Linked DNA regions of Homo sapiens: regions 1, 2, 3 and 5 are each linked to region 4. A link is a contact called in ENCODE Hi-C or POLR2A ChIA-PET data. All regions are on one chromosome and are shown on one strand. The core of a region is the stretch at or near the end of the contact, and the rest is flanking DNA. Distances in the headings are between cores, read along the strand shown. Region 1 holds the start of STK25 (serine/threonine kinase 25). Region 2 holds the start of MTERF4 (mitochondrial transcription termination factor 4). Region 3 holds the start of TRAF3IP1 (TRAF3 interacting protein 1). Region 4 holds the start of NDUFA10 (NADH:ubiquinone oxidoreductase subunit A10). Region 5 holds the start of PASK (PAS domain containing serine/threonine kinase).

What was found. Hi-C counts contacts between places; a loop is a spot of excess contacts on that map. ChIA-PET counts read pairs that join two places held with the same protein, here RNA polymerase II (POLR2A). Pooled maps may share reads with other maps.
Region 1: a loop to region 4 is called in a map of CD8-positive, alpha-beta T cell, with 6 times the contacts of the local background. The contact joins the promoter of STK25 here to the promoter of NDUFA10 in region 4. A Hi-C loop is called at or near these places in 2 of 168 maps with a recorded cell type or tissue (CD8-positive, alpha-beta T cell and naive thymus-derived CD4-positive, alpha-beta T cell) and 6 of 50 pooled maps.
Region 2: a map of transverse colon shows a loop between it and region 4 (17-fold over the local background). The contact joins the promoter of MTERF4 here to the promoter of NDUFA10 in region 4. A Hi-C loop is called at or near these places in 1 of 168 maps with a recorded cell type or tissue (transverse colon) and 4 of 50 pooled maps. POLR2A ChIA-PET finds 5 or more read pairs at or near these places in 1 of 52 experiments (WTC11).
Region 3: a loop to region 4 is called in a pooled map, with 15 times the contacts of the local background. The contact joins the promoter of TRAF3IP1 here to the promoter of NDUFA10 in region 4. A Hi-C loop is called at or near these places in 9 of 50 pooled maps. POLR2A ChIA-PET finds 5 or more read pairs at or near these places in 2 of 52 experiments (H1 and activated CD8-positive, alpha-beta T cell).
Region 5: a loop to region 4 is called in a pooled map, with 18 times the contacts of the local background. The contact joins the promoter of PASK here to the promoter of NDUFA10 in region 4. A Hi-C loop is called at or near these places in 6 of 50 pooled maps. POLR2A ChIA-PET finds 5 or more read pairs at or near these places in 4 of 52 experiments (MCF 10A, WTC11, activated CD4-positive, alpha-beta T cell and 1 more).

What each region holds. Positions count from the first base shown.
Region 1 is chr2:241,507,290-241,509,989 of GRCh38, forward strand. It overlaps STK25 (serine/threonine kinase 25), which reads right to left and starts at 1,295. Exons shown (of 12, transcript NM_001271977.2): 1 at 1,154-1,295; 2 at 717-846. The coding sequence starts at 746. It overlaps LOC107985788 (a long non-coding RNA gene), which reads left to right and starts at 1,583. Exons shown (of 2, transcript XR_001739177.2): 1 at 1,583-1,808; 2 at 2,149-2,606. RefSeq lists an enhancer at 120-169 and silencers at 600-649, 930-1,699.
Region 2 is chr2:241,101,037-241,103,736 of GRCh38, forward strand. MTERF4 (mitochondrial transcription termination factor 4) reads right to left here and starts at 1,251. Exons shown (of 4, transcript NM_182501.4): 1 at 1,217-1,251. The coding sequence starts at 1,237. RefSeq lists enhancers at 498-1,037, 1,038-1,577.
Region 3 is chr2:238,319,197-238,321,896 of GRCh38, forward strand. TRAF3IP1 (TRAF3 interacting protein 1) reads left to right here and starts at 1,322. Exons shown (of 17, transcript NM_015650.4): 1 at 1,322-1,589. The coding sequence starts at 1,467. RefSeq lists silencers at 976-1,455, 1,586-1,815.
Region 4 is chr2:240,024,054-240,026,753 of GRCh38, forward strand. It overlaps NDUFA10 (NADH:ubiquinone oxidoreductase subunit A10), which reads right to left and starts at 1,289. Exons shown (of 10, transcript NM_004544.4): 1 at 1,174-1,289. The coding sequence starts at 1,248. RefSeq lists a silencer at 1,216-1,475 and an enhancer at 1,284-2,113.
Region 5 is chr2:241,148,087-241,150,786 of GRCh38, forward strand. It overlaps PASK (PAS domain containing serine/threonine kinase), which reads right to left and starts at 1,386. Exons shown (of 18, transcript NM_015148.4): 1 at 1,328-1,386. It overlaps PPP1R7 (protein phosphatase 1 regulatory subunit 7), which reads left to right and starts at 2,381. Exons shown (of 10, transcript NM_002712.3): 1 at 2,381-2,461. The coding sequence starts at 2,410. RefSeq lists enhancers at 340-499, 2,013-2,172 and silencers at 753-802, 853-912, 973-1,332, 2,463-2,700.

The DNA of each region.
Region 1 (2,700 bases), core at 45-2,544, 1.5 Mb after region 4:
GCAGCTGGTCCTCATTCCAGGCTAAGGGCTCGCCGTAGTGGCTCCCTCCGAGGCTGTCCCACCAGACGCTTAAAGGTGGCTCCATAGTGGAAACGACTTCTTTAAAGAAGAAAGATGAGTCTCATGTTCGGGCAACCGCCCGTCGCAGGGGTTAAACGGTCCTGACAGAGCAGCCTTTTCACCCTCCCCTGGGCCAAAGCACACACGTGTTCTCTGCTTTCCCTGCACACCGGCCACTCAGATCTGCTTCTCCACAATCTCAGCCCCTCAGCGCCCGCCAGGGTCTCCCCTACAGCCCCTGCCCAGCCCAACACGGCCAGAATGACCCGCGGCCCAGGCCGAGGCCGCAGGGTGGCCCCCGACCTTCCACTGCCTTCGGATGCTGACATGAGGTTCCCGCCCCGCGCTGGGGGCAGCGCCCCGTCCCTGCGCCGGTGTCTCTTCACGCACCTCCACCGCCCTCGCACAGGCGGAGCCACCAGGGGCTCGGTTTCTAGAGGCCTGCGAGCTTCTGCCACGCAAAACGCCACAGGCACACGGCAGAGCCCCGGGGCCGCCCTGCGCCCACCTCAGGACGGCTCCGCTGGTCGCACGACGCGCGCTCCTTCCCTCACCCCACTGCCCGCTCCGGCGTGGCGCTCCCCTCTGAACCCCCAGGAGACTCTGGAGCCCCTCGGTGAGAGGCCGCTAGTCTTCCTGACCTGCACCCTTCTCACCTGGTTGGCAAATCCCCGGAGGTGAGCCATGGCCGCGCCGCCTCAGACCCTCCGCCAGCAGCCCCAGGAGGCGTCTGGATCCCGCGGAGAGGCGCGGAGCCGGCTAGCTCGCCCCTGCGGCGTCAGTCCACTGCGAGGGACACCAGGGGCGCTCGGTGCCCAGTTCAGTCATCTGAGACCGACCTCCGGGGCGGCGGGCTCCATGGGTGGGGGGGGGCCCAGGAGACCCCCCAGGCCGCCGGGGCCCCGCCACGCCCGGGCCTAACGCCCAGGCTCCCGGGGGCTCGCCGCCCCTCCCGTCGCCGCCCCCACCTCTTCCAAGGCAGCTTCCTCCCGGTGCCCCCGCCCCGGTGTCCCCGCCACCGAGCCCCGCCCCGGGCCCCTCCCTCTGCCCCCTCCCCAATCGCCGCAAGCGCCCCGCCCGGCAGCGCGCCCACCTCCGCGGGGCTCCATCCCGGCCTCCCCCGGCCCGCTCTGCAGCGCCCGCGAAGGCTCCCACCCGCAGCCTCTGTTCGCCCGGGGACCCCGGGCCTCCCAGCCCGCGAAGCAACGGTGGTGGCGGCAGCGACCGGAGAAAGCCCGGAGGCGACGGCGAGGGCGGTGCTCGGCGTCGCGGCCCGCGCACGGCTCTCTGGGACCCCGAGTCCCACCGCCCACTCCGGGCCCGGAAGCCTGCTGGCGTTGGACTACAAGTCCCGGCAGGCTGCGCGAGAGGGGGCCGGGGCTCGCATGCGCGCCGCGAGGCTCTCTGGGACCCCTAGTCCTGCTCCCGAAAGGTTTGGACTGCGTCTCCCGGCAGGCCGCGCGCCTGGGCGGGCGGGGCACGTGGTCGTTGTCGCGTCGCGCCCTCCCTGCCTCGCCCTCGCGGGTCTTCTGCGTTTGCTGGCGCCTGCCAGGCGTCGTCTCCGACGTTACGGCGGCCGCGCGGCCCTCTCCCTTGGGCTCTGCCCTGCGCAGCCCTGGTTCGAGCGGGCCAGTGAGGCCCGGCGCCCTCCCCGCCTCGCCACGAGGATCCACCGCGGCCGCCCAGGCTTCTAGCCTTGTCGTCACGGCACGGAGATAAGCCCGCGCTGGCCACATCGCGAAGCCCCTGTTCGTACTGAGACCCCGCCCGGGATCACGCGCACAGGCCAGGGCGCACCAGGCCTTGGAGAAGCTACCGGCACAGCCCATTCCTTGGGCGAGTTGCTTCGCCTCTCCTGCCTCAGTTTCCTTACCTGTCAAGGGGTGGTCATAGGACGTCCTTGGTCACACCGTTGTGGGACCCACCTGGGCTAGAGCGCGGGACGCGCCCAGGACAGTGACTGCTGCTGGAAGCCGTCATGGCACTCCCCAGGGTCCGGGAGGGACTTGCAGATCCCAAGGCTACCTGGTGCGTCCCCGTGCCCCGTGGGCCGCCAGGTCATAGTGCCCCCTGTGTGCATTCCCCTAGTGCACCGCAGGGATCCCCACCTGTCCGGTGAGGAAGATTTGTCCCTCCTGCATACTGTGTCCACCCTTACAGGCCCTCACTCTCCATGATGGCTCAGCACAGGTGACTATCCTGACCTCCTCACATCCCTCCTTCTTCGAGAGGGTTCTGGCGTTTCTCTCTGCTCCCTGGTGCGTGTCTTCTCATGGTGCACTGCCGAGTCCTTTAAGAAGCTATGCTTCCCTGTCATGCGTCCAGGACAGCCCCTTGAACCCCTCCTGGGTCCGCATCTCTCATCACCCCTGCTTCTTTACGTACTGACTTGGCTTTGTTTGTGCTTTGACTCCCCAGGAGAAAGTGGGCTTCCTGCAAGCGGAGCTGTGCCCAGGACCATGCCAGCCCACGGCAGGCGCTCAGTAATGTTTGTTGAATGAATGTGTAAATGCATGAAGATAATATATGTATTTAATGCATGTAAATAGATGCCTGCTGCATCTCTGGCCTTCGTGTGGTCAGTAATCGCTGCACTTTTCCGAAGTGCCTAGAAGAGGCTGGGAGCAGTGGCTCACACCT
Region 2 (2,700 bases), core at 1-2,500, 1.1 Mb after region 4:
ATGGAAGACAATTTTTCCACAGACTGGTGAGGGGTTTCAGGATGATTCAAGCATATTACATTTGTTGTGCACTTTATTTCTGTTATTTTCACGTTGTAATATAAGATGAAATAATTATACAACTCACCATAATGTAGAATCACTGGGAGCCCTGAGCTTGTTTTCCTACAACCAGGAGGTGCCATCTGGGGTTGATGGGAAACAGTGACAGATCATCGGGCATCAGATTCTCATAAGGAGCGCAACCTGGACCCCTCAAAGGCGCAGTTCACAATAGGGTTCGCGCTCCAGTGAGAATCTAAGGCGGCTGGTCTGACAGGAGGCGGAGCTCAGGCGGTAATGCCAGCGAAGGGAGCGGCTGTAAATACAGTCTGGCTGGCTCACTTGCCGCTCACCTCCTGCTGTGCAGCCTGGTTCCTAATAGGCAAGGGACGGTACCGGGGGTTGGGGAACCCCTGCTCTAAAACCTTCACATCGGTCCCAACCCCTTCTCCAGCGTCATCGATTGTCGCCCTGGGGCCACCCTGCCAAGCCCAAGCTCTGGCTGCTCTCCAGCCTCCCCTGTCCAGATGCTCCCTCCGCCAGGAACACCTGGCAGTCGCTGGGGTCAGCGGGCGCGGCCCGTGGAACTGGGCTCAAGCCTAAAGACCTCTATGCTGATTCCGCTTCCTCTTAATGAAAAGTACATGTTATCTTCCTTGTGAAGTTCAAACTCTTGTTCAACAGTCAACTCAGGCCGGGCGCGGTGGCTCACGCCTGTAATCCCAGCACTTTGGGAGTTCGAGGCGGGTGGATCACCTGAGGCCAGAAGTTACAGACCAGACTGGCCAACACGGTGAAACCCCGTCTCTACTAAAAATACAAAAATTAGCCAGGCATGGTGGCGGGCGCCTGTAATCCCAGCTACTTGGGAGGCTGAAGCAGTAGAATTGCTTGAACCCGGGAGGCGGAGGTTGCAGTGAGCCGAGATCGCGCCATTGCACTCCAGCCTGGAGACAGAGCGAGACTTTGTCTCAAAAAAAAAAAATGTCAACTCTATATCCCACAATAATTGAGCAGAGCCACGGGTCCAGGATGCCAAAACCAGGTCAGCGTGCACGGACCTCCGGGAGGGCTCCACGACCTGGCCGTGAAACACTCGGCGGCCGCGGTTCCTCTGCGTCGCTGCCCGCCCGCCTGCGACCCGGAGAAGCCCGCGCGCCCAGCTCGAGCTTACCTGACGGCCGAACGCAGCCATAGCGCGGAGAAGATGGCAGCAGTTACGGCGCCGGAAGCAGCGGTCCTCCCCCGTCCTTCACTTCCGGCCCCCGGTCCGTCACCGACGCCGTTCCCAGCGCCAGCGCGGTGTGGTGGATCGTGATTCCGGCCCGGAGCTGTGCTGAGCGTTCACGGCCCCGCGGGGCTCAGGTGTCCCGGGGCCGCCCCTTAGAAAGCCGGAAGGCCGGAGTCGCGCCCGTCACCGTGCCGCCGCCTCTGCCGCGGCCTCAGCCTTCGGGGGCCTCGGTGTCCGGTTGTTCCCGTTGCACTGCCGTGTCCCGTTTCGCAGAGCTCTGGGCCGCGTGAACGAATGGGTCGTCCTGGCCCATACTTGTGTTTCAGATGACCTGAGAATTCCTCTCAAGAGTACAGGTAGAGGGGAACTGGTTCCTTGCTTCGGGAACTTCACCCGAGAGCGCAGAAATCCTTCCCGAGGCAGGAAAAATGGATTCCGTTCCATGTAGAGATATTTAAGATTTTATTGTGTAAAAATCTGTATTCAGCGTGAACACCGGGGCCACCTACGCACAAAAAGAAGTCTTTACCGCTTTTCTTTCTTTTTACTCTCAGCCAGTGGAAGATGAGAATTTGCCGTTTTTAAAAGACCCAAGTAAAATGACAGGAATTACGGCACATTTCCCTTTATAAGCAAGAGCCTTCCCAACTTCGAGGTCTGGTTCCCTCTTAGGATGAAATATAGTAAAGTTTTAGCCCAATGTGTATTCATTCTTAAATTTCCTCTCTCGACCTAAGAGCGTAGGCATCTTTCACAAGGTGATGCTTGTGAAGAATAAAAAGGTGTGCTTTCTCAGCTGCCTAAATCCTGCCACCAAAGCCTTAATTTATAAGCATTTCTTGTTTTATCTACTTCATTCTGGACTGACATAAAGGATTTGATTCTTGCATGGGCACACATTTACATATCTGCTTTGCGCCAGGCATGGAGTGGGGTGCCAAACAATTTATGTAAAACTGTCTTTTGACAAAAGGATTATGTCAAAGAAAAGGAAGGTTCTAATCCGTGTAGAAACTAAAGAATTGGTTGCTTTGGCAGAGTGCAGTGGCCCACGCCTGTAATCCCAGCACTGTGAGAGGCTGAGGTGGGGGGGATTGCCTGGGCTCAGGAGTTCAAGACCAACCTGAGCAACATAGGAAAATCCTGTCTCTACAAAAAATAAAAAATTAGCCGGGAGTAGTGGCGTGCACCTGTAGTCCCAGCTACTCAGGAGCCTGAAGTGGGAGGATCACTTGAGTCCAGGAGGTTGAGGCTGCAGTGAGCCATGATTGCACCACTGCACTCCAGCCTGCGTAACAGAGCAAGACCTTGTCTCAAAAAACAAAAGGAAAAAAAAAATTGGTTGCCTTTGTTGTTTTTTATAATGTAATTTTCTTCTCAAAATACTCAACTGTCAACATCTCACAATAAATTGTGTTAATGCTACA
Region 3 (2,700 bases), core at 72-2,571, 1.7 Mb before region 4:
CTATGCTTAATAAATATTTGTGGCTGAATTTACTGGAGGTGGTTATAGGGGGACATGGAAGGAAAACTATAAAAATGCAATTTAGTATTTGTTGATAAACCATACAGCCTGACTGGCATTGAAATTGGTTGTCTGTATAACTTTTCCATTACCAACTGAACTGTGCTAGAAGAAATATTAAAGGAAGTTCTTCAGACAGGAGGGGTATGACACCAGATGGCGATTTAGATCTCCACAAAAAATGAGGAGGCCTGAAAATGGTAAAAATGAAGGTCAATTTAAAAGTTATAATGGGGGCGGTCGCGCACACCTGTAATACCAGCACTTTGGGAGGCCGATGCGGACGGATTGCCTGAAGTCAGGAGTTCCAGACCTGCCTGGCCAACATGGTGAAACCCCGTCTCTACTAATAATGCAAAAGCGAGGCTGGTGTGGTGTCGGGAGCCTGAAGTCGCAGCTACTCATGAGGCTGAGGCAGGAGAATCACTTGAACCTGGGAGGTGGAGGTTGCAGTGAGCCAAGATCGTGCCACTGCACTCCAGCCTGGGCGACAGAGTCAGACTTCGTCTCAAAAAAAAAAAAAGGTTATAATGGTGTTCTCATTAGAAGAACTACAGACCCCAGAGCTCTCAAATCGCCGGAAGGATTTCTGCGGTAGGCCTGTGCATGATGGACAGAGGACAGGTGGTAAAGAATCACGGACACCTAGTAGGACAACTAGGCATGGCTTTGTCCCGGTTTCAGAGCACCGACACAGCATTTAGTCACCATTTACCTTCTTGGGAGGTGGGTTAGGCAGCGGGCACACTAGTCCTGCTTTGTGGGAGCAGAAGTGAAGTCTCAGAGAAAACAGGTGACTTGCCCAAGAAGCCTTATTAATTACCAGCCAGGACAGCGTATTTTCTATTCCGTGTGTTTTGGGATAACTTAGTGCCGTCCCCTCCGATGAACCAGTGCCTTCGAAAGCCCTTGAGATTTGGGAAACAGGCGGCACAGATCTTGGAGGTTACCTTGTTCTTAATCAGTCCTCAGGCAGTCGCCTCTAACGCGAGCGAACACCGGCTTCCCGAGGCCGTCGCTCGGCAGAGGAGGGGCCAGGCGCCCGATCCCAGATCCCCTTTCCCCGCCCCGCCGCGCCCCGCCTGCTCTGGCACAGCCGCACTCCCGCAAATCCCTCCCGCGGAACCCCCACTCCTGCCTGCGCGGGCGCTGGAAGGCGGGCAGGGGGCGGGGCGCCGCGGCGCGTCCGTTGCTAAGGCCGCGCAGCCCTAGTGACCGAACGCCCTGCGGCGGCCGCGCAGGCGCTGTGGTGGGCTCCGGTGCACTGTGGGATGGAAACCGGAGCGGCGCGTCCTGGCAGGACCGGGCGGCGGCGGCGGCGGGGCCGGCGGCGGCCAGGGACCCGGGCTTAGGCTCGGCCAGGCCGGCTGAGGGGCGCGGGCGGCCAGCGGGCGGCGGACGCCGTCATGAACGCGGCGGTGGTGAGGCGGACGCAGGAGGCGCTGGGGAAAGTGATTCGGAGGCCGCCGCTGACCGAGAAGCTGCTGAGCAAGCCCCCGTTCCGCTACCTGCACGACATCATCACGGAGGTGGGCGCCGGGGACCGGGCCCGGCCAGGTGCGGGTCGGGATTCCGGTGGGCGCCGAGGTCAGGGCCCGGGCCGGGTGGCGCCGGGTGCGAGCCGGGCTCGGGCTCAGGTGCGGGTCGGGGGCCGGGGCTGGGCCGGAGTCGGGGCCCGGGCCGGGTGTGAACCGGGTGTGGGCCGGGCTCGGGGTGCAGGTCGGGGACCTGTTCAGGGCCGGGTGTGGGCCGGGCACAGGGTGCGGGTCGGGGGCCGGGGTCAGTTCCGGGGTCGGGGCGAGAGTTCTGTGCGGCCCCTGCCTGGGAGCCCGGCCTGTAGGCCCAATTCCGCGGCGCCCTCCGTGAGGAGGTCCTGCCCCTCCCCCGGCTCCGGGCCGCCGCTTACAAGGAGGCTCCGGGCCCTCAGGAGCATTCTTACTTCTTCCCTGCCTGCCCTTGTATTTCCTTAGAGTGCATCTTCCATTATTGCTGGCAGAGCTGCTTCTGTGACTCCTGCCTCGTCTAACCTTGCAGAACCCCTCTCGCTTGCCCTGAAGTATGTAGCACGTGGAAGGCACTCCCTAAATCCTGGGAGAATGGAAATAATATTTTTTATACAACCCTTCTGCCCCAAAGTTTCCCTCCATACCACATTTTGGGTGCTTAATAAATGCCTGCGGGTGGATTTAGTGGAGGCGGCTGTAGGGGGACTTGGCAGGAAAGACTGTAACAGAGCTGCACAGCCTGCCCTACGTTGAGATTGGTGGTCTCTGTAGCTTTTTCCACTTGCGGATGGTGTGCTCCTCCGTGACGGAGACCCTGGCTTGCTTATTAGCATGGCTCTGGTGATCTGCACTGGGTAAGGTACATAGAAATTGCACAACAAACATCCCCTGTTGAGTGGGACCTGTCAAGGCTCGTGGTAACTCCCTGGTAACTCTCAGGAGCGTCACTGCAGCGGGCGCAGCACCCATTTCCATGGTGGACCCAAGGGCACGTGGGAACTCAGAGGTGTGTTTTGGGATTTAGGATTCAGGTTGGACTTGCAGACTTCCAGGGCCTCATGACCTCACCTGGTGATGGTCCTCAAGCTCTGTTTCTCACTCTTTTCAACAGGTTGGGTGCCTTATTCTTGCACAG
Region 4 (2,700 bases), core at 39-2,538:
CACTCTGGAAGATGGCTTGGCAGCTTCTTAGAAAACTAGTCTTACTACATGAGTAATCGCTCTTCCAGGTATTACCCAAATGATATAAAAATGTATTTCCAAAAAGAAATCTGCATGTACACGATTACAGCAGCTTTATTCATAATTGCCAAAAACTTGAAGCAACCAAGATGCCCTTCAATTGCTGAATGAATTGAAGTACATCCATGCAATGAGATATTACTCAGTGATTAAAAAGAAATGAGTTACCAAGCCACGAAGACATAAGTGAATCTTACATAGATATTTCCAAGTATTCAAGGCGTCTGAAAAGGCAATATATTGTATGATTCTAATTATATGACATTCCAGAAAAGGCAACTATGGAAATGTTAATGAGATCTGTGGTTGTCAGGGGTTGGAGAAAAAGAAGGGTTTAATAGGTAAAGCAGAGGGGAATTTTTTAAGGCAGTGAAGCTACTCTGTACGAACCTATAATGGTGGAGACATGCTATTACACACGTGTCAAAACCTATAGAACCTTATAGCACAAAGAAAAAATCCATAGAACCTTATAGCACAAAGAATGCGCTCAATGTATGCACATTTTAAAAAACGCATTAGGTAGAAGGATCCCAAGATGTAAGGCAGAATGTGACAAAGCAATCCAACTGTGTTACAAATGTATGAAACGATTTCACTGAAGAAGGTGGGGGCAAAATGCTAAGAAATGAGAGTAGTCAGTCAGAGTAAAGGCAAAAGGAAGCGGACACAAGCACTGAACTCCGTGTCTGCTCAACATGGCATCACCCAAGCACCCAGCAGGGCCCGACCTTTAAACGGCTCTTGACAGGGCTGCTACGTGAATTATCTAATGACAAGCGCGTGTGCCCCCGGCCTGCCACCTGCACACGGGCCTCCCGCATCAGGGCAGCCTCGGGGCCCTGATCACCTCCGCGCTCCAGCGTTTTGCTTAAAGCTGAGATAAAATGGCCTGGAGAAGCTCGTGGCCCCCTGAGGTCTGTCCACGACCAAAGACCAAACAATTCCGGAGGCAGGAGGGGTCCCCCAAACCCACCCGGAGAGCGACCTGGGAGCCGCCGCCAGAGGCCGGGGGAGATGTGGAACTGCTCCCCACCCCGCCACCCCGCCACCCTGCCACCCCGCCACCCTGCCACCCCGCCGCCCGCTCACCACGCGCTGGGCGCCCGCCGCCACGACCCGGGCGGACGCGGACGTCGCTGCCAGCTTCAGGAGCCGCAAGGCCATGGCTACCCGGTCAGCTCAGGATCAAGGACCCAAGGGGACGCGGTCGCGACGGGGCCCTCTCTCGCGGCCGGCGCGCTGCCGTGACGTCACGGCCGGGGTGCCCGCGGCGCCTGTCGGGAACCTTCCAGGGGGCGGGGCCGCGCCGAGGCCCTCGGGGGCTTCCGCGGAGACAGCCAGTGCGCTGCCAGGGTCCTGCGGGTTGGGGCGAGGGCCGAGAGGTGGGAGTTGGAGGTGAACGTGGGGGCAGCATGCTGGCTGCCCGGCCCCTGCCTGGGTTCTGAGTTGCTGCGGTGTCGCGGGAGCTGAGGCCGCCCAGGGCGTGGAGCGACTTCTGCGTCTCGTCCCAGGGTCCTGTGCTCCCCGCAGAATCCCCCAGGCGCGGTGTGGACGTCAAAGCGACCTCCTAGAGAACATTCCTAGCTCTCAGAACGTTCTCGCTGGGGAGGGAAAGTGGAAAAAGAGGGGGCGAGGAGCGGAGGGACGGGGTGGGACCCCTGTCGCGGGGCGCCTGTCAGGGAGAGGGACCTGGCAAGGCCGGCCTGGGTCGCCTCCGGAGCTGAAGGCTAAGTGGTCTCATCCAGGGGACCTGCTGTGAACACATTGAATAGCATAGAAAACAAAAGCACACGCTCCAAGTCCATCTCTTTTTTTTTTTTTTTTTTTTTTTTTTTTTTTTTTTTTTTTTGAGGCAGAGTCCCGCTCTGTCGCCCAGGCTGGAGTGCGGTGGCGCCATCGCGCTCACTGCAAGCTCCGCCTCCCTGGTTCACGCCATTCTCCTGCCTCAGCCTCCCGAGTAGCTGGGACTACAGGCGCCCGCCGCCACACCCGGCTAATTTTTTGTATTTTTAGTAGAGACGGGGTTTCACCATGTTAGCCAGGATGGTCTCGATCTCCTGACCTCGTGATCCACCCGCCTCGGCCTCCCAAAGTGCTAGGATTACAGGCGTGAGCCACCGCGCCGGCAAGTCCATCTCTTAAAATGTGCTCCCGTCAGGACCTGGGCTCTGGGCTCCACGAAGGAGCCTTGCATGTGAGGTTTCCTTCCAAGTATGCCTGCTGTTGGGAAGGGTTTTTATAATCTTTTGTGTTCCCCAGGCTTTTTGTTCTTAACCCCTTAAATATTCTTTAACTTTGTTTTCAACTTTTCAGAAATGATCATGCGATTGTAAAACAGTGGGAATGCAGCTGTGTAAACTACGGCCGGTTCTATGGATGTTTCTATAATTGAAGAATTGCTTTTTGTCAAAAATACGGATTCCCGGTCCCCAACGCAGGAGGGTCTGGTTTTTAGATCCTGGAGGGCACCTGAAATCCATTTAACAAGCTTTAGGGTTCATGTCTGCTGTTTTTTGCCTTGTTTCCTTTGCATTTTTTTTTTTTTTTTTTTTTTGTGCCTTCCAATGGATACAGTACATTTTTTTAGAATTCCATCTTGATTTACTGATAATGTCT
Region 5 (2,700 bases), core at 136-2,635, 1.1 Mb after region 4:
ACGTCCAGGCCCAAATTTTTAAAATTGTCCTTTGTATCCACTGTGAGCTGCAGACACGGGAACCCAAACCCAGCAGACAGCACCTAATGGTGCCACCGAGTAACCATATTCCCATTGCTAGTTTTGATTCCAGAAGACACAAGTGACCCCACCTCAGACCAAACAGAAGCAAGGACAACTTTGCAGGGAGCATCTCGGCGAACTTCTAGAAGCAACTGTCCCCCTCCCACCAGAACATAAGCTAAGAAGCAAACAGCTCCCATTGCTGTCAGCACAGCTGTACAACAAAAAGGAGAACCAGTTTCAGGATGAGGCCAACAAGGTGAACAGTGCAGTAGAACACAGCAAGGATGTCAGTCCTGGAGGAGGCACCTGCAGAGCCGGGCCCTACCAAGCAGAGTGAAGAAGTCTTTCAGAGGCAAAGCCTCCCAGAGAGGAGTTCAGTACCCAGAAGAGTAGGTGGACGTGGGCCTGGAAGGGCCAAGCATGAGCCCAGAGCCTCCTATGCCTGCCCAAAGTCTTAATTTTATCCCCAAAATGAACTTTTAAGGATTCAATGCTTAGGAGTAACATGGCCAGATATGCATTTTACAAAGATTACTCCAGGGACCATGTCGGTGCAAGGCTGGAAAGCAGGAGAAAGGCTACAGTAATCCAGGCAAGAAATTATAAAGTCTTAAATTAAGGTAGCAGCAGAAAGATGAAGAGAGGGAACCCCTAAGAGAAAAATGGACATCGAATGGTACTGAGATGCGGAAGGTAAGGACGAGAAAGGCCTCAAGACGGCAGCGCAGGCCCCTGCCGTACTCTGGGAAAGAAAAATTAGTGAAAAAATTAAGGCTCAAGTCCAGGTCTTTGCTGTAACCACGAGCGCCGGCGGCGCGCGCCCCCGACCCCGCGGCGCCGGCTGAGCCCGCAGGGACCCACACGCCCAGTGCAGGAGGCTGGCGGGATCCGGGCTGGTTCTCCTGGAGCTCGCCCCGCAGGGCCGGCTGCGGTGAAGAGAGCGCAGGGTCCCGAGGCGACCCGAGGCGCGGGGCCTCGGCGCCCACCGGGCAGGCTACACTGAAGGGCACCCCGAAGACGCTGGGGGCGCGGGGCCCAGGGCCAACGGCCGCAACCCCGCCGCGATTTGGGCACGGAGAGGACGCGGGCTCGGCGGTGCGCGAAGGGCGACGGGCGCAGGGGCGGGAGACCCGGGGTCGGGCTGGTCTAAGAGTCGGGCGGCGGATCCTCCTGGGCCAGGGGCGCGGAGCCGCGCAGGCCCCACAGCCGCCCTGGGGAGATGGCGGAGCCCGGCCCGCTCTCCCGAGCGCAGGTATCTCACCTGGATCAGGCGAGGGTCACGCCAAGCCGGCTACACACCACGGAAAGGAGCCCTTCCGCGCTTTTATCCCACCGACCAATCGCACAGCGACTAGCACCGATTGACAAGCTCCACGGACCAGCCACTTGCGCGTATGGGCGGGACTAAGCTAGCCAGAGTCTAGAAGCCCGCGCTAAGGGTTGCTAGGGACGCACCAAACACCCCTACGGCGCTTCGGAGGAGCCAAAGGAATAATGGGCGCCTCCGCCCCCGGGCCGGGCAGATGCGGTTTCCTCCCGACTCGCGATCAAAATGGGTGAGTAGCGCAGAGCTCGCCTCTTGGAGGCCTCTTTCTGAAGGCGGAGGACGCGGGGCGGCTCGTTCATGGGCCGGGTGGCTCCGCAGGGTAGACGAAGGCTGCAGCGTCCGCACTGGGCTGGGAACGACTTGCAAGGGGAGCCCAGCTGGCGCCCCGGAGCCAGCCAGCTGGCTAGCGGCCCCACCAGCGCAAGTGCCCCGCACCTGCCCGCCTGCTCCGAGCGTCAAGAGAAGGCGGCATTTCGCATGGGTAAAATCCGCGCGGGGACGCCGGGAGAATGTTGTTGCTCTTGCCGTTCGGCCCATTGTACAGACGCAGCCAGCGAGGCTCGCAGAGGTCAGGGATGCACGTAGGACTGGCCCGCACCTTGCAGCCACGGAAAGATCCGCCTGGCCCGCGGCCCCTCCACGCCTCCGAGGTCGAGACAGTGACATAAGTCAACTCTCAAGCCCAGGGCGTCTCTCCACTCTGCCTAGACGTCCACTCCGTCTGCCTGCAGCTACGGCTCTGTGCGTCCCGCTTCGACTCCCTCTGCTTTCCTTCCCAGCTTCTCGCCTCCAGACTGTTCCGGCTCCGCCGCCTGAAATTACCTGCTCTGGGGGAGGCGCGGCGCGCGGCCTCATGACGGAACTACAACTCCCATGAGGCGCTGGGCCCACGCAGGCGCGGCGCGGCTGAAGTCGCCGCGCCGGAATCCCATTGGCAGGGCCGGCTCTGAGGCGGGAGCCCTGATTGGCTGAGGGGTCTGAGGCGACAGATTCCGGAAAGGGGAAGAGCAGCCAACATGGCGGCGGAACGCGGCGCGGGGCAGCAACAGTCGCAGGAGATGATGGAGGGTGAGCGGCCCCTGCGGGCGGCGGCCCAAGGGCCCAGCGGGCGGGGGGAGCTGCGGGCTGGAACTGCTCCGTGCCTGAGAGAAACTCCACGTCCTGCCTCTGGCCGCCGCCGCGCGGCCCCCTGACAGCTGACAGCCGGACCCGGGGGAGCGGGGGAGGCGCTGGACCTCGGGGGAGCCCCGGCCCGGGGGCGGCAGCGGCCGGGAAGGACCCAGAGCTAGGGGGAGAGCGGCGGCGCG